Regions from separate parts of the Homo sapiens genome. Here region 1 is linked to region 2. A link is a loop called in an ENCODE intact Hi-C map of the cell type or tissue named here. Cell type or tissue: endothelial cell of umbilical vein. All regions are shown on one strand.

Region 1 (8,000 bases), 150 kb after region 2:
TCATTTCCATAAAAGGTGATATAACAATCAAAAATGCAGTCTTCTCCCAAGCAGAAACAGTATGATTTTATATAAGGAAAATAAAAAGTGGGCATCTACAAAAAAAAAAAGAAAGGATAAACACAAAGGTATTTATGTTGTTTACTTCTGGTCAATAGTATTTTTGATGTCTGCTATTCCCTCTTTCTTGCCTGTCTTTGCCAATTGTCTTTTCTATATTGAATATGTACTACTCTTACAGTGGAAATGTACAGTATATCCTTTTAACTAAACAAGCAACAACATTTTTCCTACCTGGATGCCATTATCATACAGAGTTTAAATGTATGAATGCATAAGCAAATGAATAAACACAGAAATAAGTATAACTAACTTTTCTAACACACTTATAATTATTTTATTTCAATACTTTTGAGGTACTTCTAGTAAATAACGTAGAGCTTGTTCTTGAAATTTTTATGCAAACAAATCTATAAGGAATCAAGTTTCACTTAGTTATTAGCCTTGATAGTATAAAAGGGCCAATGAAAAGAGAAAGAAGAGTTTAGAAATAAGAAATGGAACCTAGGATATATAGATTTATACCATACCAATGTGTCCTGATGGTTATAGAACTGTTCCCAAAGTTTGAGTTTTAATTAATTTTTTTAAAAACCTTACAAGGTGAAACTTAAATGAATCAATAATGCTAAACAAAGCAGTCTGCATTTCTATTAGTCTGGTTCTGGCTTCTCCTATCTCTTTAAAAAAAATATTTACTGTGCAAACTACAGGCAAAGTGAATTTTCTAAAGGACACCATTTTTAAAGAAACTGAAAAAATGTAAATTTTTCTCTTCTTTCACTTTGAATCTTAATAAGATCAGGTTCATATGATTACTACAAATATGAGAGGGAAAAAAGAATAGACGAAGGGGCAGTGAGGGGAGGAAGAGTTCTAAACCATTTCAGTGGAGTAAAGATCAAGTTCATTTTAATATAATTTTTAATGGTTGTTCAAACTCCTATAATGTACCCACACAAAAGGCTTCAGTTAATGTGTGTGTGTATTTTGAGCAGTTCCCCTCTTCGACCCTCGAGTTTAATTTCCGTCCTTCAAATGAGATGAATGGAGCGTGAAGCAGGTCATATCTCAATGCTGACACATGGGTTGCAGATAGAACTCACAGCCTGGAGAAGCAGCCAGTTTGGAGATTAAATCAAAGCAGCTCTGAATAGATGGGAGGTCAGCCAGGGCCAGCTTTGACATTTGATAGGACCTTGTGATCAATCAGGCCTTTCTTCACTCTTCCAGGCGTCCTTATGACAGTGGCCCTAAAAAAACAGATGGGATATGTTACAAAGTGCAGGAGAAGCACTAGATTGTGAAGGAGATAGGTGTCAATATTATCAAAGGGACAACTGTTATTTGAAGCAGCCAGCAAATGAGAAGGTCCTGCTTTGCTGCAATTGCTCCGCTAAAGTGTGCCTCTCATGATGTGAAATCTGAACCTTGGGAATAGTGAGATAATTTTTTAAACTGATTTTTAAAATTTCTTACCTCCTGTGTAAACTTTGAACATTCCTGATGTCATAAGATTAAATTTTAGCCAACATTCACTCTGTGGATAAACTGTATTTCCAACAAGGTCAAGCTTAGTTTGTGCTGTTTGTTTCTCTGCCTGCTAGGGAAGACATACACACACACACACACACACACACACACACACACATATCCCCCCACAGGACATGATAACCTTTGGAAGAGAAGAATTAAGGGATGTTAATGCAGAGCGCTTGCTGGGCAGGGACCTATGCGTGGTTTCAGGAAATCCCAGTCACGTCTCCAAGAAGGTCATGAAAAATGAATGGCCCCAGAGCACCACTGTGACAGACTGTTTTAGTGAGTGGTAATGGGCCATCTCTAGAATGAAAGGTTGTGTATTTATAACTGTGCAGGCCGCCGGGTATCACACCATTCATTATGCCTGCCTGATTTAAGGGAGATGCCTTTTCCGGGGGTGACATGGGAGCAAATTATTTCCAGGAAGATCACAGCTCTCTTCTCCCCCTCCACCTGCCTCTCTGTATGGCTCACCTCATCCCAGCAGTAAAACACACTCTCATGGTCACAAAAGCACATTCTCTGAATTTTTCTTGTCATAGAGCATTTCACAACTAGAGCTTATCTTACCCCAACTTGTATTGGGATGAGAGAGCTGGAATGAGGGAGCTTGCCTAAGGAGGGCTTAGACGAGGGAGGATACCACATTCTCACTCTGCTGTCTTTCCTCTATCAAGTGTCTTACTGGGAGGCTGTGGACCGATGCCAGGTGACGTGATAGACAGCTACTGGACTAATTTGCAAAGCGAATTTCTGAAGTCAGATTTTTTGCTTGATATGGATTCCATCTTCAGAGAAGGTAGCATCTGATTCACATTTTGTTTCTTGTTTACAGTGGTCTGGCATTAGTTAACTGCAAAATTACTCAACCTCTCAGGACTTTTTCTGATGAGAAATTAACCAATTGCACAAAATTTTGTCTAAGTCATTTTCCAACATGAATGCTTTGGGAATGCTTGAAATTCTAATAAGATAGGCACATGAAACAACCACAAATTCCAACCAGCATATCACATGTTATTAAAATTAATTATTAAGAAAAATTTCAGGAAATGTGTTGATGTAGCTATCTCAATAGAAATATGCAAAGTCTCATATTATAAAAAGAGTATTTAAATCTGTCAGAAGAGTTATCATAAGGTAAGTTGTTTTAAATAAAGGATTTAGATCATTTAAGGAGTTACATAAAAAAATAAGCTTTATATTTCACACTGGTCTGTTGAGGAAAAGATACATATAACATACTTGGTTTTCAACCAAGTTAATTCAGCTGCCACTTTAACATAGCTGTAATACATCAATGGTTAAAATAAGATTTCTACAACCGTGTTTTCATGGTCCGTGTCACAGGCGCTTTTTTGAAGAGATGGTACAGTTATTTTGATGATACTTTCCAGAGGGGTCAAAACACATCTGAGAGACCTTTGGATTATCAAATGTGTGTGTGTATTTAATTTACGCAAATTGTGCCCTGATTCTGGCCCCCAAGAGCTCAGATGTTTGTGAGACTTTAGAGACTATTTACAGAGAGGCACTTTTTTTTCTGAATAATTTTGTCATTGAAATGTGGCAAAAATCTTTCAAAATGGTAATTCTCCCTAGAAAGCTAATCCTTCAAGAGGTTTTTTTTTTTATGTCTCAGAGAAAGCTGTGTGTAATCAAAAGACTCTACAAAATACATGTTGGTTTTAGTCACTCTCTATAATTCCATTTAACTATTGCCAACTCCAAATACAGCCACAATTTTCCTGTATCTTGTGCACATCAGATAAAGAATGCAGAAACAATTGGCAGTTGGCAGTTAAGTAGCCAAAAGAGGAAGGAAAAAAGCTTTGCTAGTGTTTTCCAATTAATTTCTTTTCAAGTGAAAGTTTGAAAAGAAAAAAAAAATAAGAAAACTGGAAATGACCTAAAAACTCTGGTGTGATAAGATAAACTTTGGCCTGACCATCACCCTGTTTGACTGAATACATAGTCTAGGTATGAGAAACATGACCAGGAAAACATGGAATGTATTTTCAACAATTTGTAAAATTATGCTGAAGCTTTAAGAAATATAAAGGATTCGATTTTGAAGAAATTAAGTCTGTTGGAAAATTAGTGAGGGAAGAAAGCAAATAAAAATAAATATTTCATTAATGACTTTGACCACAATTTTATTTTTAAAAATTGTGCTAATGCCAAATTCTTTTTTTAATCTGATTTCTCAAATAGAACAAAGACACTTATTAATATCAGGAATTTCATCATATTTTATATTTCAATTGTCCCTTTTAAATAACCAACAAATGAGTCAATGTTTGTCAGAATGACCCAAATGCATAAAGCATTTAGTGAACACTCTGGCATGTAACAGTTTACCAAACATGCTAGCCCCTGTTTTCCCTTAGCGGAAAACAAACAGTGATAGTCTTGGTCACAGGCATAGCCAGGGAGTTTTTGTTCCACTCCATCCAAATGCCTGTTGAAACCCTCTGATTTCTCTCTTAGAATTCATGTACTCTTGATCCTGAAAAATCAATATAACTGACCACTTCAAGTATCTCCCACATTCTGAATAATGTTTAAGATTGCCCAAAGTTTTCTTAAAGGCAGAGGCTATAACCTGGTGACAGAGTTTATTTCAGATTGGGCATGGACTTCTCTCTTCAAAAATGTCCTGGGCTCACATGTGACAAAAGGGCTTCTCTGGATTCAAAACCCCTCACAGGCTGCATCCAGGAGGATATGAAATGGGCTCGCACAGGTTCTGTTTTGTAACCACTGGGCCATGGAGCGAATCCACTTATCACAGCTTATTAATTCATGCAAAGAGGCACAGGACATCTTCTTTGCCTAAAGTGATTAAGAGCTCAGGATTTCTTGAAGATAGGCAGATCTGGGTTCAAATCTCAGATCCACCTCTCACTGATGTATGACATTGGGCAACTCTCTTTAAAGGAGGAATAATAATGATGCCTAATTCAAACAATTGGTATGAGAATTGTCTAAAATGATGACAGAAAGCAAGTTTCAAAGTTCCTGTTACACATAAGCATCTCATAAAGGTAACATTATTATATATAAATCTAGCCTATCTTTGAGCACTCCAACCTGGGATAATTCCAAGGACCAAGGGAACACCATGCCCTCATGCCATTTTAAGCTATCGTTTTGTAATTAAAGAAAAGAATTAATCAAAAGATCAGTTAAGACAGTGGAGAGGTAGGAGACCAAACTTTATATTTCACGATATTTGAGAAATCAGATTTAAAAAGGAATTTGGCATTAGCACAATTTTTAAAAATAAAATTGTGGTCAAAGTTGGCACTCTTCAAATAGTGACTAAATAGTGACTAAAAGATTCATTGACAATGTCATCCTCTTAAACACAGTGGAATTGCCTTTTCACAAAATGTTGAATAATAGCAATTAGAGCATTATAGCATAGTGTATCCTCTAGAATATGAGTGTATTTTTATCCATTTCTGCATAACAAATTATCTCAACATTTAGAGGCTGAAAATAGCAAACAATTATTTTTCAAAAGTTTCTGTAGCTCACGAATCAGGAGCAGCTTAGCTGTGTCGTTTTGGCACAGATTCTTTCATGGGCTACAATCAAGGTTTTGGCTGAGACTACAGTTATCTCAAGGATATCTGCTTCCAAGCCCATTCACATAGCTATGGGCAGGTCTCAGAAAGTCTATTTTCAAGTCCATTTCCATGGGACTTGCCACAGGGCTGCCTTATGCTTTATAGCATGGCAGCTGGCTTCCCCAGGGTAAGTCATTCAAAAGAGAGTGAGAGAGAGCCTCCAAGATGAAAACTGCAGCCTTTTATAACCTAATCCCTCAATTACTGTCCTATCACTTCCCAGGTATTCTATTTGTTATATGTGAGTCAACAAGCCCAGCCCACACTCAGCAAGAAGGTATTACAAAACGATGTGAATACCAGAAGGCAAGGATCACTAGGAGCCACCTTATAGGCTGCCCACCACAGTGTATCCTCTGGTGCCCAATGATTTATTTACCTCTCAAATGCAAAATGTACTCACTGCCCCCAAAGACTTCAAAATTCTCATTCCATTGCAATATCAGCTTCAAGTCCATAATCTCGTCATCTAAATCAGGTCCAAGTATGAATGTGGTTTCTCAAGTGTAGTTCTTTAAGCACAGCTCTTCAAATACAATTCCTTGTTATTTTTAAACCCATAAAACAAGAGCAAATTATGTCTTCCTCTGCCAACATGCAACAGCGGGACAGATATAAGATAAGCACTTATATGACCCTGTTCAAAGAAGGGGTAGGGGATGGAAGACATAGGGGTTACAGGTCCATGGCAGTTCTAAAATTGAGCCAGGCAAATGTTGGAAGATCCTTGATTAGGTCTCATATCTGAAATAATTCTTCGTGTTTCTCCACTCTGCCCTCTGGGCTCTTGGTTTCACCCTCCTAGTCTTCTTTCTAGTTTTGCAAAATATAGCAGGTGTTAAAATTCTGGGCCTTCAAAGCCCTGTCTTCATTCTGTACTGTTCTGCACTGTCCCATTCCATCCAAGTGGTAATGTTTCTGTATCTATCTCTTTTGAGAACCTTATGGGTTTCCTGTGAAACTTCTCCAGGTTAAATCCATCAGACAAAAGCCCCACCCACACACCTCTTACAGATAATCTCCCTTCCACCTTGGGCTTCTGCTGAGATGACTGGGGACAATGCCCTTAGGCTTCTTAGAAGCTCTACTCTTTGGCTGAGAGAATCTGTGTGGCACACTCTTAATCTCCTTAAGGGGCCCTTCAGTCTGACTGAAGGTTCTCTGAGGTACCAGAGAATTGTGAAGATCTTAATAAAAAGATTTATGGCCACACCCTAGACATTATCTCCGTTTTAGCATCTCCGACTTTCTGAATAGTGTGAGAGCTTTCAGAACCATCAAGATCCAGCTTCTTTTTGTTTAACAGTCCTTCCCTTAGTTTAGCTTTCTCTCATCTCATGTTTTACTATAAGCAGCAAGAAAAAAAAAATGGGTGGTAACTAACCGTTCTGCTTGGAAATCTCAGCTAGATCCCCTAGTTTATCAGGCACATTTTCTACTTTCCATGTTCCTGCAGACAAGTGTATTGTTAAGTTTCTGCCCTTCCCTCCAGTTTCCAATAAGATTTTTCTCCCATTCCTTTAAGGCCTCACTGCCAGCCTCCTCATAATTCAAAATTGTATGCACAATGGGTTCAAGGTACTTGATCTTTCACCAATACTCTACTCAAAATTCTCACAGTTTCCACCTTCTACACACCGCCTATTTCCAAAACCACTGTCTCATTTTAGATTTTGCTATAAGAGCACTCTACTTCCAGGTTCCAAAATCTGTCAGTCAGGAGTTAGAATTCATTCAGCAGTCAGACAAGTAGAACCACTAGCAAAGTGAGTCAGTGACCATGTTCCATTCTTGTGTCATTCCATTCAATACTCACGTTCATAGGAAAACATCTCACTGTCCCAGCCTGGTTCACATGGCCATCCACTCACTGGCCAGAAGGAAGGCAGTACAGTTGGACTGACAGTGCCATCAAAATGACATGTAATAAGAATGGTTAGTTTTTCAAAAGAAAAGGATATGTTACTATCAAATGAAGCAGAAAGGGATACTGGTTGGGTGAAAGTAAAAGATGCCCACCACCTCTATCAAAAGTCTTTGTAACTGGCTGATGGTCTGCTATTTGCAAATAATGGATAAAAAGATTCCCTAGAGTGAACGGTTCCCAAAGATGTCGGGGTGCTTTACAAAAAAAAAAAAAAAAGATACGATTTTTAATTCTGTCTACAGCTCTAGGGCCATCTCCTATATCCAGGTCAGTTCATACTTTGCTGGTTTGTAATGTTGCATAGGAACAAGTAGTAAAAGGTAGGGAAGGAATAAAATGTCTTGACCCAAACAGAATGATTAGGAATACCTATCTCCTAGAGACATAGCCTGGGAGAGGAATTATGACTGAGACCACACAAAAGTCTGAGTGTGTCGTAAACAGGATAAACATTCAGACTTTGAAATGACCATCAATTTCTGTCTTTTCTATTATTAACATTTCTCTGCCTGTATATTTAAAAAACAATAATTCAGAACATGAATCTTTGCTTTCTCCCAAAAATGTCTTGGGCTATGTGATATTTTCACACAAAGGAGCTATTTTTGGCATTCAAAAATTGCTTTTCTTCCTGCTGGCAAAGAGAATTCACTCACTACCTACTAGTGCATAACGCTTATTTTGCTTAAAAAAGAGAAAAAGGAAAAAGGCGCTTCCTCCAAATGATATAGGAGAAAAGAGAAGATATTAAATTTGTAAAGGACAAAATTACTCCTCCTCTTTGAACATTTTCTGGAACAACACCCTGCTGCCTGTCTATTGTTTCAGAGGCTAAT
Region 2 (8,000 bases):
AGGGCTAGATTCTTCAAAGGGAGATGCAGATTCTATTTTTCTTTATCTTTCCTACCATGAAAATAATGCCTTGCTTCTGCATTGACAAGGTTTTGCATCAAAAGTCCTTTCCTATTTGCACTGCAAATAAAAATCACAACCCCATTGTAAATTGCTTTAACACCTTTTCAACAATCCAAACCTTATGAGGAAAGATATGCTGGCTATTGTGTGTACATTATAAATGCTGCACAGAGGTGTGTTTATAAGGAGGTTGTGTGTTTGATCTTCCATTCCTCAGTCCTTCCCTAGGTGTTATCAGCATGTAGAAAATGGAATCTATCTAATCTATTCTGACTGAATTAAATACACCAGATGTATTTCACTTTGAATTTCAATTGGTCCAGAACCTTTGTCTTAGCCACAGAAAGTCAGTAACTTAGCTGTTTTCTTTCCTCTTGTGTTATTTTCTTCGTGGTCCAAGACTCTGGACAAATATGATGCCAAATGCAGCTGCTCTTGGAACTCACGGCTTCCCAAACCTCAGGAGACACAGGTCAGTTTTCCCCAGAATTCTCTCATGTCCCATTCCCACAATGACATAAATCCCATGGAATCCTTCTACCTGGCTTGAGATAGAGAAGAATGAGTAAATGAAAGGATAACGCTAGAGCTTTCACATTAGATGGTCACATAACAAGAGACAAAAAATGGTCTTTCATTATCTGAGAAGTCTCTTGTATCTAGGCACAGGGTCACAATATTGGATGTTGACCACCTCTTTAAAAGTCCTGTATAGATGGTTTATCTTTTCCCATTAGAATGTTGGTGTCCTATCATTTATCATCTATCAACATTGAGATCTAAAAGGAAACTAACAAAAGTCTCATTAATATCTTGTAAATCATGCATAACTTTGATAAAATAAAAACTAAATTACGATAGATAAATGTTTAAAGAGTGAAAAACGAAGAATGATTGTAGACTTTGGTAGAAATTCCTATTGTGGCACAACTATGGGACTCTAGAAGATTTTTTCCTCTTGCTTTGATTAAAAGTGAAGTTTCGCATGAAATAGTGTGATATTTCATCTCTAGCTCCAAGGGAGGCTCTGTGGAGACTGTCGTTAACCAGTGTGGTCAGGCAAACCAGCAGCTTCCCTGATTAGTTCCTCCTGCTGTTCAGTATAGACAAAACTTCAATCACAGGATGTTCTGGAGAGCTTGAGTGTCCGTATTCCAACTGTGCTACCTAGAAAACTGTCAAGTGTCTGTAAATATTTTGCAGTTCCTTAGGAAAAAGTGTTAGCCTTCTAAAAAACAGCAGAGTGTGATTGGTCCTGCACCTAGCCCTGGTTCTTGGTGGACTTGGTTTGCTTGCTTATTCTTATCATTCCATCTGTCTGCTTAATCCCCTATCTGTCTCTGCTTCTCTCTTTATGTGGTATATGCCAAAGAGTACTGTTCTTCTGACACATTATCTTCCTCCTAGAATCTGCAAAAAATCACTGATTATCCTTGATTGACTCATTCATGACCTTAGAAGGGACTGGAAAGTCAGTCTCTGCACAGAAGAAATATGCCTGGATATGCAGCGGGGATGGAAACGGGATTCCCATATGTTATTCCTCAAAATTCTCAGAGTTGATCATCCTAATTTAACATTCCCTTTTTCTCACTCCCATTGCTGAGGTGAAAAAAGAAACTTAGTCATCATTACATTAATTCCAAGTGCTTTCTGATCATCTTGCCATTTTAACATGCTTTGTCCCATTTTCTCTCCCACATGGTGAGTTTGAGTCTTCTGAGAGAACTAACAACTTCAGAGCCTTGAAATGTGCATCCACCACACAAAACTATCTGTAAATACATTGTTTGTTTTGAACAAACCTTCTGTTCTTTTTCTATTTGATTAGTAAGAATAATCAAACATCTAAATAAAAATCATTGTCTGTTACCACTGGAGAGTGTCCAATCCAGTCACAGACAGCTTGGAAGGCTGGCAAAAGGCACCATGCATTGTGCTGGGGGACATCCAAGCCGGCATGGAGGGACCTGTGTGCCATCTGCCCTCACCACTTCTGCTCGGATCCCAGTCCTATCATTTTAATCTCATTAGAACAAGATTCTTGTAAAGCCAAGAGATGAGATTTAGCTGCAGCTCCCAATTTCACAAACTAAAGAAAGCCTCACAATGAGGAGACCAGCTTCTTGAAATAGCTTGAACAACCTCTCAGCTCTCAGGTACAAAGCTGTGTCTCAGTACTGCATGTTCAATAAAGGGTGGAGTACCTTTTCTCTGTGATTTACTTTTCCACACCATGAGATTTGGGAGGAGTTGAAACCTTTCAGGTTATAACTGTATGTTCTCCATGCACGGTGCTGGAAGATGTTATGTGTTAATTGTTTGTTGTTTTAGAGCAAAGCAGGCCCACTGAGAAGCTGTCCCTTTAATATTTGTACAGCTGCATTTACCAGGAAGCAAAGTTCATGAGAAAAAAAAAAAAGCTGAAACCCTTTCTTCACAAAATAAAAACACATTATTGACACCCTATTTAATGACAACATTCAACTGTTTTTTTTCCATCTTTATTTCCCCTCTAAGGCCCAGCTTATTGGCTCATTATGTGCCTGGAACATGAAGGATGACAAGGAGATGGAATTCTGGCTCAGCAGTTTGAGAGCCCAGCCCCCAACTTGCTCAGCCCTCCCCCCTCCTCCTCTCTTGCTTTTCTCTTCTCTCTTCCCCCGCTCTCCCGCCTCCTGCTGCAGATCTCTTTCTGCTGCCTGGCAACCGCACCACAGGCAATGTCACACAGGATTGCTTATTACAGCTTCAGAAAAATAAACAGGAGGAGGAAATTTCTTGCTGTTACATTAGAACTATTATGTACAATGTTCCAAAGCCAGGTAATTCCAAGAGTGATATTATAGTAGAATTTTGCACCATGGTGCCTAGGTCTTTCTTGCATAGATAGAGAGAAGGGTGAAGGAAAAATGAAAAGAGAGTTTTTCGATGGCTTTTAGCCAGCAATGTATTTAATACATCCATTTGGTTGGCACAGACTTCGAATATAACTATTTCTGAGCTTTGAGGACTTGAGCAAGAAATGTTACAGTTGTTATTTGAAAAGTGCAATGTGAATATGAAGAGTAAGCTTCTACTGCTTACCATTATTATCTTCACTCATAATTATCGTGTAGATGGTTTTCACTAGACTTAAGGGCATCACGTCTCATATCTGGTAAGGCAGACAAGACCTATCTTTCCTTTAGTATCATTTATTTGCTTACATGAGGGTCTTTTTCTTTCTTTAGACATTCCCTAAATTTATTGCTTCCAGCAGCTGACAATGATTGAGCACATTTTTGTGTCCCCCTACTGGATAAAATGAGCACAAGAGACCTGGTGGCCCTTCCAGGGATCACACTATCACAGAGAAGATTAACAACTAAACAAATCACTAAAATAAACTCTGCTAATGCATAAAATGGAAAAATCTTTTTCCATTTTCTACTCAGGATTCTATGCCTCTCTGCAACAGGAATGGTTCTATATCAGGATTTTTTTTTGTGTCCCATCTGTTTAGCCAGGCAGTGGAAGGAAGCAGGTTTCTTCCTAATTCAGTTTCCTGAGTGTGATATCCAGGGAGCATAAACACTATTTGAAGTGTATCCCTCCAGAAATCTAAACTCATCTTTAACCTGATTGTAAAATACTTCCGAGTTCCAGATCCCTATCCTTGTTGACCTGAGTCGTTGAAAACAGACTGGCCTATTTACTAGGGTAAGTTAACTACAAATCATAACAAAGACTCCATCCTTGACCTCTTCTTGCACATGAGTCAGCTTGAAAGGCATGGGTCCCCAGTGCAAAATCACAGTATGTGAATGTAGGGAATCCTAGGCATAATGGGTGATTGATGTACGTACCCTGACAGGGCAGGGCAGGGCAGGGCAGGGGTGGTGCCAGGGTGTCTAACAGGACTAATTATCGGCAAACAGTAGGTGTTCAAGGTATGGATGAGAGAAGTCAGTGTAGAATCATTTGGTATGACATTGGAATCAGTGACTGTCACCAAGGAAAATTATTGTAAAGAACTACACAACAGTCTCAGATAGCCAAGGTTCCCTGCCCAGAGTTCTGGTTAAGGCTCAATTTTTAGAGTGGAATAAAAAAGAAAGAAGTAATCAGATACCCAGGCAGGCAGACTGGGCCAAACACAGATGGGCTAGATGGGAGGGCCTCAGCCTGATGCCCCTTTCACCAGCCAGGCCAGAATATTCACCTTCAGGACCAAGAAGCACAATCTCACTATCTCTGGCCATGAATGCCCCTGCTCACTCCGAGAATTCAATAGTTTGGAGACTAGATGAGACTTCTGGAAGGCACCCCTTGCTTGTGGTGTACAGGGCATACCAGGCAGATGTTAGAGAGGAGAAGCAAGGCAGGACTACTAGCACTGAGGTCAGGAAGCTCATCCAGGGCACAGGTTTTCATCAGACCCAGATCTGAATCTCAGTTCTGATACTTCATGATTATATGAACTTGGGGAAAATTACTCAAGCTCTCAGAACCTCAGTTTTTTCATCTATAGGCTTTCAATGAATGTCAGTAATAACTGTTTGATTAAAATTACTATTATACTTTAAAGGACCAAAAACCAATTGCAGGGAATCTTTATAATATGAAAGCAAAAATAGGAAGCAATTAAATTGTTCTATCTACATTTATGGGATTGAAACATGATGATAAGTAGAATTAATAACATTAAATGGCATGCTTTCAAGAATTGAAATTGTAGAATATATGTCAAACTCAAAGAATTTTCTTTCTCTATGCCTTCCTTTACCCCAAGCTTGCCTCCCATATCACAATATGTGCACCTGCTGCAAATATTAAGGACTTTGTCTTACAGGCTAAAACTCTTAGGCCAATAATCACACTACGTGACCTGGTAATTGAAAGTTGTGTGGAGCACACACAGAAAGTTTCTATGAGTTAACCATCATAGAAAGCTTTGCTGTATACTGTTATGGTACATTTTTCATACACCTCTAGGAGGTGAAAAACTCTGTGTGTTCCCTCTGTGACCAGCCAGGCAAGTTTAACCTGTCCGTAAACTTTCAAACAGGCAGTTTGCGAAGAATTCCAATTCCATTTAGGGAAATCTCTACTTTCATTCTAAGCCTCATTCGTCCCCCTCTTATTGTCTTCCTGGGCTTCTGGCCTGCTGGACTCTGTCTCTGCTTTCTTGCCTATGCTTTCCACTTGGTTCCAACAATAGAATGTGTTAGGAAGATTCCACTTTCAATTTAAACTCATCCCTACCTTCTCCATGGTTGACAGATTATCTCACATGACTGAGCTGTGGTCTTCAGGAACTTAGCATCAGGCACCTAAGCACCTAAATCTGATTTTCCATTAGTGGTAAATCAGGCAGGCATGTATCTATTTTTCTCAAAGTTATGAAAGAAATTACAAAACCCCATAGCCCAGTATTTTTCAGAGGAGTTGAAGGAGCAGCTGCATCAAAGTCACCTAGGGGCTTATTAACAAATCAGGATTTAGAACCCAATCCTGGCTTTACTAGCCAGCTCCCCCAGGCAATTGTTATAAACATTAAAGTTTGAAGCTCATTGCCATAATCTCTTGAAGATTTGGACCAAAAAAACCCTTAAAAGTGAATAAGTGACAATATAAATCCAGTTTTTCAGTAACAGTTTTTTTTTTTGTTGTTTTAATCCCATCTAGCCAGACTTTTAGGAAGGGTTTCTGTGTAAGAATATAGATCTATCCTTTTTAAAGTTAGCAGACCATTGACATAAAAACAAAATAAAGCAAAACAAAGAGATTCATGAAGGGTAACAAACAAGACACATAATATATTAAATTATCCTATTTACTAAGGACTCCTAACCAGTCATCCATTTATTCAACAAATACTATTAAGCGGCTATTTTATGTCCTAGGTGCTGAAAGCATCGGACCTTAGTCTAAGCAAAACAAAGTCAGCCTTCTCACTGAGGTTCCATTCTGGTGGGGGAGGCAGGCAATGGATAACTTAAAAAATAAGTATTTTCAGGTAGTAATAAGTGCCTTGAAAAAGAGTGAAGCAGCACTGGAGATAAGGCAGGAAAAGCTGTTTTGGAGGGAGAAAGGGATGGGGAAAATCCTCTGAAAGATGTGAAAGAGGATCCGTACGGAGATAAGAGGAAAGAGTATTCCAGGCAAAGAAAGCAATGAGTGACAGGCCATGAGGCCGAGACTGCACTGGTGTGTTTTAAGAAAAGCAGGTAGGCCAGGGTGGCTGCATTGAAGAGCAAGGGCAAATGGTGGGAGATCAGGGCACGGAAGGGTGCAGGGCTTTGTAGGTTACAGTAAGGAGGGCATATTTTACTTAACTCATAATGAGAAGATACTGCAGTTTTGAACAGGGAAGTTACATTACCACATGTACATTTAAAAAAAGTCACTCTGTTGTGCAAAGTATAGACTATAGAGGAGAAAAATTGGAAGCTGGAAACCATCCTGGAGTTATCTCAGTAGTCAATAGAAAATAAAAATGGTAGTGTGGGTGAGAGTCATATCAGTGTAGAGGAGGACAACTTCAGGATATATTTTGGAAGTAGAACTGGCAAGACTTGTGTATGGAAAATGAAGGAAATAGAGAAATCAAGGATGCCCCATATGATTTTGGCCTGGCCAACTGATTGAATAGTAGCACATTTTATTAAAATGGGGAGTCTGGAGGAAGAGCACATTTGGAGAACATATGGAATTCTCGTATCATGATAAGTTTGTAAAACCACACAGATATCAGAGTCAAGATGTTAAATGTGGAGTTGGGTATAATAATCTGCAGCTTGGAGCTGTAAACTGGACATAAAAACTTGAGAATCATCAGTGTTTAGATATCTAATGCCAAAGAAATGGAGAAGCTCTCCCAGGCAGTGAACATCCACAGAGAAGAGAAGGTGGAGAATGGAATCCTAAACTACCCTAATACTGATGTTTGGAGGACAGAGGAGTAGGAGCCAGTTGAGGAGGCTGAAAAAGAACAGCCAGTGAGGTAGTAGGAAAATGAGTGTGGCATCCTGGAAGCCAAGTGAATGTTTTGGGCATAGGACCATGTCCTGCTGTATAGTGACAGAGATGGTTATTCGGTAGCATGAAAGAAGGTTCATAACCAAGAGTAATAATAAGTATTTGGGTGTTAGTTACTCTCACTTACTTTGTATTTTAATAAATGAAGGACATGAGAAAGGTCCAAGTGAACTCTCCCAAAGGACCTCCAAAATGGAGAAAGCAACACTGAAAACGCCCTGACAAGCAGTGACATAAAATGCCATTTTCCCTAAGGAACAGAGACATGAGCAAAAGATAGTGAAGGTTTTTTTTAGACTTCTTCCAACAGTAAATCAACATCACTAAACAGCTTATTGAAAAGGGCAAAATAAAATATGCTGATTAGACTTGCTATATCTTCTTGGCATTTGGGAGAGGAAAGGTTAAGGTTGAAGAAGTGGTAACTGAGAGCTAATATTCTTAGGTTTCCAGTAGGTCACACAGCAATTTAAGCCACATGAAAAGGAGAAGGTGGGAGGGCAAAGGCATATTTCAGGTTGTGGTGGATTGTGTTTTTCTATGTGCTCACTAGCTCAGAGACTTTACAGAAATAATGACACCCTGACTAGACAGGAAACGAAATTGCTGCCCCTGTTTAGTATTTATTGAGTGCCCAGAATGAGAGGCATTTAGGACACTTACATATTGGGTGGCTAGAAAGTTGTGGGACTGATTCCACATTTCATTACTTTGTGTGCAAACCTGGTATGATCTCTTTTCCACAGGTTTAGTTTATAAGGCATCTAGAAATACAGATCTCATACACAGTGTTTTTAAATCTATAACAAGTCTTTCTCTCTCACACATAGTATTGAACCTTTTCATGATTAATTTTGACTTTTTGTTGACATATAATTTAGTTTTTTTTTTTTTTTTTTTAATGTGTTAGCAGA

The links. A loop is a pair of places that touch in the nucleus more often than their neighbours do. Peaks named below come from ENCODE experiments on the same cell type or tissue, not always from the same donor. Only the 100,000 strongest peaks of a DNase experiment are listed, where the experiment ranks them.
Region 1: a loop joins it to region 2, with 10 times the contacts of the local background. A loop is called at or near these places in 2 of 110 quality-filtered maps.

Annotation. Positions count from the first base shown.
Region 1 is chr3:177,928,503-177,936,502 of GRCh38, reverse strand. It overlaps LOC107986154 (a long non-coding RNA gene), which reads left to right and starts at 2,211. Exons shown (of 3, transcript XR_001741024.2): 1 at 2,211-2,401. In endothelial cell of umbilical vein, no CTCF peak of the experiment used is centred here; DNase peaks (open chromatin) are centred at 3,422 and 3,952; H3K27ac peaks cover 1,987 bases.
Region 2 is chr3:178,079,770-178,087,769 of GRCh38, reverse strand. No RefSeq gene overlaps it. Among named protein-coding and RNA genes, the nearest start is that of LINC02015, 270 kb to the right of the region's middle. RefSeq lists a silencer at 2,595-2,889 and an enhancer at 2,595-2,889. In endothelial cell of umbilical vein, a CTCF peak has its summit at 3,365; DNase peaks (open chromatin) are centred at 2,659, 3,779 and 7,669; H3K27ac peaks cover 2,298 bases.